Regions from separate parts of the Mus musculus genome. Here region 1 is linked to region 2. The links are chromatin loops, found by intact Hi-C in ENCODE. Cell type or tissue: left cerebral cortex. All regions are shown on one strand.

Region 1 (4,000 bases), 72 kb before region 2:
ATTGTGGGTGGCACAACCCCATGGCCTGGGGTCCCCAACTGAGTGGAAAGGAGCTGATTGACAGCATTTATCTTCCTGCCTCCTGACTGCGGTGTGACCAGCCATCCCCAGTCCTGCCCATTGCCTTTTCCACTGTAATGGGCCGTACCCTCAAAACACCTCCCTAAGTCATTTTTCTCATGTTGTTGAGAGGCCTCCATCTTAGAAGAAAAATAGCCTGAGATCTTGACCTGCAGTTGAACGCCAGCTGCACCCAAGTACCAGGAAGGACCCCCAGGCTTGTCCTTGGCCCATACCCCAGAGTAACTCCCTAGCTACTTCCTATCAACAGTCAATCAAAGATTAGTCCGATTGTTTCAGGTGTACTTTCAGACTGTCTGTGACTGTATATGGTCTTGCTTCAGAGCCCCCACCTGTCGGCTTACAACATTCAATTAGATGCTTGTCTGGACAGACACTCCCTCATCTGCCTCCATTTCCTATAAAACCGTGTCCCATTGAGAGTTCAGGGCTACCTCACCAAACTGCTTGTAAGAAAGAGACCCTAATGTGATTTCATCAGAAACGGCTCCTTGGTAGTTTTTCGGGGTTCATGAACACTTCCTGGCACAACATTGTCAAAGCAGCCGGGGAAGTCTCAGAAACTCACACTTCCCGTGGACCATGACAATGTTCTATGAGGTGTTACTTTTTTCTCCTTTGTAGCAATTAAATTATTCTAAAACTTGTGAGTTTGGGTCAGTGAGATGGCTTTGTGGGTAAAGGCACTTGTTGCCAAACCCAAGGTCCCGAGTTCAAATGCTAGGTCCCACGTGGTGGAAAGAGACCTTTTCTAGTTTGCATTTCTGTTGGTCTGATAACACCATGACCAAAAGCTGCTCCGGGAGGAAAGAGTTAATCTGGCTGCTGTTACAATGTATCACAGAAGCAGCCTTGGCAGGAACTGGGAGGCAGGATTTGGGGGCTCTACCCCCCTCCCCTCAGCTTCCTTTCTTACACAACCCAGCCCCACCTTCCTCAGGACCACATGGTACAGTGGGTTGGGCCTTCCTACATCAATTAACAATCAAGAAGATGTGGTGGCGCACGCCTTTAATCCCAGCACTCGGGAGGCAGAGGCAGGCGGATTTCTGAATTCAAGGCCAGCCTGGTCTACAAAGTGAGTTCCAGGACAGCCAGGGCTACACAGAGAAACCCTGTCTCGAGAAAGAAGATGTCCACAGACATGCCCACAGGCCAGTATAAGGGAGGCAATTCAGTTTTTGTTTTTTGTTTTAGGAGACAGGGCTATGTAGCCCTGGCTGTCCTGGAACTTGCTCTGTAGACCTCAAGCTACCAGAGATCCACCTGCCTCTGCCTCTCAGGGGCTGGGATTAAAGGCGTGCGCCAGATGGGGGCAGTTCTTAACTGAGGTTTTCACTTACCACAGAAGTCAAGGTGACAGCTGAAAACTGTAGCAAGAGTCCACTTCAGAAAGTTATCCCTTGATCTCCACATGGGCACCCAGCTTGAACACAAACACAGACACTATTTATTATTTGTTTGTTTCTTATTTATTTTGAGACAAGACCAGGTTATATAGCATTGCCTGGCCTCAAACTCCTAGAGATCGTCCTGTTTCTGCCTCCCAAGTGCTGATATTAAAGGCATTACACACCATGCCAAGCTTTAAAAAAGTACAAATATAGTATTTTCACTTCATTCTTATTTTATGAGCATGGCTGTTGTGCCTGCGTGTGTACCATATGTATGTAGTGCCCCTAGTGGCCAGAAGAGGGCACCAGATCCTCTAAAACTAGAGTTCTGAATGGTTTTAAGTACCCTCACTGGTGCTGGAATTTGAACCTAGGTCCTTTGCAATAGAAGCAACTGCTGAGCTGTCTTTCTACCTCCTAAATCTTAAGATGGACGGATGGACAAACAGACAGATAGATAAAATCTTCATCCAGTTTCCTCACCAGTGTCCCAGTTTCTGGGTCTGCCACAGGCACCCTGTCTCTCCCTAGCCACAGGCAGAAAACCAGGCATTATCCGTGAATCACCTTGCTCACCCAGCCAGTCCCACATCCAAGGCTCTGTGGCAATAGCTTTGCTGACTCACCCTCCAGCCATTCATCTTCCTGGATCACCGACCCTAATCTGTCCTCCCTTCCACGACTCTCCAGCTGGAGTGTCCTCCAAAGGTCCCCCGCCCCGCGCAGTGGAGGTCACATGTGTCCCTTCTGACCTACTTACTCTTCTCTTCCACAGACTCTAGGATCCATCTTTTACAGAAACCTTGGCCTCTATTGCCTTCTGATAGTGACAGGCCTGTCACCTGCCAGGCATAGCCTTTATCTGTCACCTCTGTAACTCCTGTCAAGCTTGAGAACTACTGCTGCCTGTTTTGCAAATGAGGAAAATCCAGGTGTACTGTGCGGGTCCCACTGCGTGTAAACAGCAGTACAGAGCCAGGGAGTCAACCTGTCTGTCTGACCCCAAGAGCCCCTCCCATGCCCCTGAGTTCATCATGCCTCCCTCCAAAGGAAGCCCAGAGCTGTCCCCTGCCCTGCACACTGCTCCCCCATCTCTAGTCTCCAGTCCCCAGCTTCTGATGTCATAGCTCAACCTGCCCTCTCTCCCTCCCTCTTTGTTCCTCCTGAGGCAATCTAGCCTTGCACAATGTAGCAGTTAATTACAGGGCGCCTTGGCTGCATCTCTGGTTACTTCACAGTTGCTTGTCAGAGTCCCAGGAAACCTGTCAGTATCTGGTCTGTGGTCTGGGGGAGTTGAGGCGGCATTTCTCCTTGTTCTCATTGCCAAAAGCCATTGGCTTCTTCCTGTTACATGTCCCCGACACACACACACACACACACACACACACACACACACACACACACACACACACAACCTGCCTTCCAAATCTGACAATTACATGTCTGAAGCTCTGTGTAAGATGGAACCCTGGAAGGCTCCCTCCTTAGTGGGTGCTGGACTCTGTATTGCCAGTTTGGATCAATGAAATCATCAGTTGACAGGAACTCCAGGAAAGACATCATTGTCCCCACCTATAGAGTGGCTGGGGCCAACTGGGACTAGGAGAGAGACAACTTGTCTCAGTTCTAATTCTGGTCCTGCTACCATGGGGTGATGGTGACAGTGACAGTGATGGCTGTGAGGGTGGAGGAGGAAAGAGAGGAGGGAAGAGAAAAAGGAGGAGGGAGAATATGGAAGAGGAGGGAGAGGACAGGGAGAGACGGAGGATAAAGGAAAGGTGGAGTGGGGAGAAGGCAGGGGAGGAGGGGGAGGGGAACGAGGAGGAGAAGGAGGAGGAGAAGGAGGAGGGAGAAAAGTCAGAGGAAGAGTGGGAGGAGGGAGAGGAGGGGAAAGAGGAGGAGTGGGAAGAGGGGAGGATGCAGAGGAGGAGGAGGGAGAGCAGAGAAGAGGAAGAAGTAGGGGAGAGGGAGGAGGACGGGAAGGAGGGGACTAGGAAAGCTTTTTGCTGCCTTAGTGATCCGCAGTGACCTTTTTGGGTGAGAAAATCCCTCCTCTCAGAAATCATGCTGAGTAGCCCTAGAGCTAACCCTGGTCCCCAAGCCCCTGTCCCTTACCAAAACATCTCTCTGCCCTGACCCTGATGAGGAGACCCAGACACCCCACATGAGACCTCATGACCCCCGACCCCTGACCCCCATCCACAAGCTATCTATTCATGTGGCCATCTTGGAATGACCAAGCTCGCTGTCCTCTTCCCTCCTGCACACCCAAGAGACAGCACTCCAGCTGAAGACATGATGCTCTCTCCCTGAGGACCGGTGTTCAGTTCCCAGCACCTATATCAGGCAGCTCACAACTGCCTGTGATTCCGGCTGCAGGGCATCGGATACCCTCTTCAGGCCTCTGGAGCTGGCACAGGACTGAGAGGCAAGAGAGAAGACCTGCACGGACCAGGCCAGGGACAGGGAGATGACAGAATAAGAAGAGGTAGGAAGGAGGCTGGCGACTTCTGGCTGGTTACTGA
Region 2 (4,000 bases):
GTTACACACCTTGCCCAGGTTTTGGAAACTCTCTCTGTATGTAGTACAGGCTGGTTTCAGATATGCAACCCATCTGCCTCTGTCTCTCAAGTGCTGTTTTTATAGGTCCAGATATGCAGGACCCTTCAAGGTGCTTTTTGATCTTCGCCTGTTAGCTTGTGATTTCGCCCTGGAGAGGGGAGGGGAGACATGTCCATGGACAATGGTCTCCTCCTCCCAGGCTTTCTGACCACAGTGTACACTCAGTAGGACCACATTTGACTGGTTGCTATGGAAACAAACAATAGCATCTGTCACTGGGGGGGTGGGGACCACAGACCAAGTGAAAGGGGATAGAGGCTGCAGGAAGAGTTGGTGCTGGTGACATTTTTACAGAGCTTCACGCCTCTTAGGATACAAGGTACACACGTGACTGGCTCTGACACTTGGCTCTGTGGCGTTTCTTTCTTAGTGCTCCTGTTACAATCTGAACTTGATTCTTCCTTCCTTCTTGGTGGCCTCTCTAGTCCCCACTTTCTCTATTTCTCTCTGCTGTTATCGTTTTTTGAAATAGGGACTCCATATGCAGCACAAGCTGGCCTGGAACTTTTGAGCCCCTTGCCTCAGACTCCCCAGTGCCGGATGCCCTCTGTGTCCTCACCATCTAGATCATTGCCCAGTGTACGACAGATGCCCGGGAAATACTCATTACATAAATGAACATGTCGTTTCTGGATGTTTCTCTTCTGCCTCATATGACCAGCAGAGTTGCTGACAGAGGGGGCACAGAAGTTTCCGACATGCGTCTATCTCTCACCTCACCCACTAAGCTTCCGGTCACCGAGCCGACCCTCCTGGGCCTGGAAGCCCTCCTTTGGTGAACAAAAGTAGGCCGTCATACTAACACAAAGGACCTGTGCGCCTCCTGGTGGACGTACCTTTAAACTGCAGGACTTTCCTTGAAGAGTCGCCTGGGACCTGAGAGTCGGTCCCCAATCCCATTTCCTGGCATCCTATGGAGGCCTCAGAGGGGTGTTGCTTACTGGCTCGCTCAGTCGGCTTTTCTATATAACCCAGGACCACCTCCTACATCAATCATCAATCAAGAAACATTCCCGAAGCTGGGCGTGGTGCTGCACGCCTTTAATCCCAGCACTCGGGAGGCAGAGGCAGGTGGCTCTCTGAGTTCGAGGTCAGCCTGGTCTACAAAGTGAGTTCCAGGACAGCCAGGGCTACACAGAGAAACCCTGTCCAAAAAAAAAAATCCAGAATTCTCGCTACAGAGCTGGCTAGCAAGACTGGTTGGATCAGCAAGGTCTAGGTTAAGTGGGAGCTCAGCCTCAAGGTCTAAGGTGAAACGTGACACCCAAGGCCCCACCTTAGGCGTCCACATGCATGCACAGGCACACACATGAATGTGTACCTGCATGGGTAGGAGACCCACACATATACAAACACGGGTACTGTGTCCAAGCACATACGCACACAGGCACACACACACACATATGCACAGTACGCACATATGCACACTCAGAAACATAAGCTGTTACGGTAGTGCTTGCTTGCCTTGAAGCTCAGTACTTGAGAGGCAGAAACAGGGTTGCTGCAAGTTTGAGGCCAGTCTAGGCTACACAGTGAGTGCTAGGCCAGCCAAGCCGACATATGGAGTTGCTGTCTATAAATAAGTAGATAAAGGGTGGGAGAGGCGGCTCCTCAACTGAGCGTTTCCTGCTCTTTCATCCCAGCACCCATTGTTCCCACCCACAACAGCCTGTAACGCTGCCTTCAGATTCCAATGCGCCCTCTACTGGCTCCTGCAGTCACTGCACCCGTGTGCACACAAGTATTTTCAAACAAAATGAGATCTTCTAAAATCAATAAGGTTGATGATAGGTCTCTTGTGTTTGGAAGGAGAGGGCCACCGAGAACGTTTGTCCCTCCTCCCTGATGGAAACTGCTGACAACTTGCAGGAGTTGGTTCTTTCCCGTCTTGTGGGTCCTAGGGACTGAAGTTGGTTTCCTCTGCTCTCTGAGCCATCTTGTTGGCCCCCATGCCACCACCTATTTTTGAAATAAGAAACTAGACTAGCCTTGGACTGCAACTCTCCTGCCTCAGTCTCCCAGATGCTGGAATAATAGCCCGAGAAACCATACCCAGCTCGACCTTTAGTGGGTTTTACAGCATAATTTGAGCATTGGCCAGTTCGAAGCTCTTCCATGCACATCTCTGTGTGTATACCCGTGGAGCCGCCCCAGGGACCAGACTCTAGAAATTTCCAGAACCCAGAAAATTTTTGTGTCTGACATACACGCATACACACACACACACACACACACACACACACACACACACATAAATAAATAAGGAACGTGCCTGCCTGCTCAGCTGTCAGGGATATGAATTATTACCCATGTCTTGGTCACCCATGAGGACAATGACAACAATCACCTATCGAGGTCACATGGGGTTGTCACGAGCTGCTGTGACACCGTTCATTTAAAGAGCATTGTCCGGCATCAAGATGCTTTCCAAGATAAACAGTCTAGCCAATGCTTGTAAATGCCTGGCAGGAGCCCAGCGCACAGAGGACACAGCCAATGGCGGTGTGGCAGGTGTCTGCTCCCCTAACTTGTTACAGCAGGAAACATGGGTTCCCCAGAGTTAAACTCCACCACTACCCGCCGGGGTTCACCCCACACCAGCCCTGTGACAGTGACAGTTTTTTTTTTTTCTCTCTCTCTCTGAAAAATTCTTCTGCATTCTACCTTCCATCCCTGGAATATACTTTCCTATTGTCCTTTCTGTTGTTAAAGACTGATTTTTTTTTAAACCATTATAATTTTCTGTGTGTGTAAGCACATGTGTGTTCTTGCAGGCGTCTTTGGAGGCTGAGATGGTGCATACCCTGCAGCTAGAATCACAGGGCCCTCGCGAGCCGCCCAGTGTGGGCTCTGGTCCTCTAGAGCAGCTCACACTTTCACCACGGAGCCAGCTCCCCTGCCCCCTTTCTCTTTTTTGAGATGGAATCTCACGTAGCCCAGGTTAGCCTTGAACCTGCTGCCTGCCAAGGGCATATGTCTGAAACAGATGAACAAACACCTTTGTGTCTCTCCCATGTCAGGATCTGTTGGGTAACACTGAATCTACAAGCTTAGCAGTTTGTCAGCATCCATTTGCCAGGTAATCCTGTTTCCCTTGATGGCTCGTGCCACAGTGTCTAGAGGGCAGAAGAAGATTTTTGTGAGTCCTCTCTCACCCCTCCTGGGATTGAACCCGCGGCTTCAGGCTTGGTGGCAAGCACCTTTCACCCTAGAGACATCTTCACCCCTATTACATTTTTTTTCTTTTTTTAAGATAGGGCCTAGAATTCACCATGTATTCCTGGCTGGCCTGGAACTCACTATGTAGCCCAGGCTGGCCTTGAGCTCACAAAATTTCACCTGCCTCTGCCTCCCAAGTTCTAGAATTCACTGCATGAGTCACCATGTCCAACCCTTACTTCAATCTTTTTTTTTTGTTTGTTTGTTTTTTCGAAACAGTGTTTCTCTGTGTAGCTCTGGCTGTCCTGGAACTCACTTTGTAGACCAGGCTGGCCTCGAACTCAGAAATCTGCCTGCCTCTGCCTCTGCCTCCTGAGTGCTGGGATTAAAGGCATGTGCCACCACGTCCGGCCCCTTACTTCAATCTTAACAACTAATATTAATCCTCAGACCCCCCCCCATTCCATATCCTACAGCAGCGATCTGAGTGTATATGTGGGTTACAGAAAGGCTACAGCAAAGCCATCCCTGAGAAGCTGACAGACAGGGGTTTGGGGGGGCTGTGGAGAAATGAGGGCAATGGCTGCTCTTGCAGAGGACCTGACTTCTGTTGCTAGCCCATAGTTTGCTTTCACTCCAGTTCCAGGGGGTGCAAGGCTTTCCTCTAACCCCTACTGACACCGGCACACGCAAGGCAAGCACTCACACAGACACAAACACGGAAGTAAGTACATCTTAAGAAAAACTAAGCCAGGTGGTG

Evidence for each region. A loop is a pair of places that touch in the nucleus more often than their neighbours do. Peaks named below come from ENCODE experiments on the same cell type or tissue, not always from the same donor. Only the 100,000 strongest peaks of a DNase experiment are listed, where the experiment ranks them.
Region 1: a loop joins it to region 2, with 5 times the contacts of the local background. A loop is called at or near these places in 1 of 42 quality-filtered maps.

The regions. Positions count from the first base shown.
Region 1 is chr17:28,853,592-28,857,591 of GRCm38, forward strand. No RefSeq gene overlaps it. Among named protein-coding and RNA genes, the nearest start is that of Pnpla1, 2.8 kb to the right of the region's middle. In left cerebral cortex, a CTCF peak has its summit at 1,767 (motif pointing right); no DNase peak of the experiment used is centred here.
Region 2 is chr17:28,925,698-28,929,697 of GRCm38, forward strand. All of the region lies in intron 1 of Gm16191 (a long non-coding RNA gene), which reads left to right. Among named protein-coding and RNA genes, the nearest start is that of Gm16191, 2.4 kb to the left of the region's middle. In left cerebral cortex, CTCF peaks have their summits at 907 (motif pointing left) and 1,785 (motif pointing left); DNase peaks (open chromatin) are centred at 890 and 1,732; H3K27ac peaks cover 441 bases.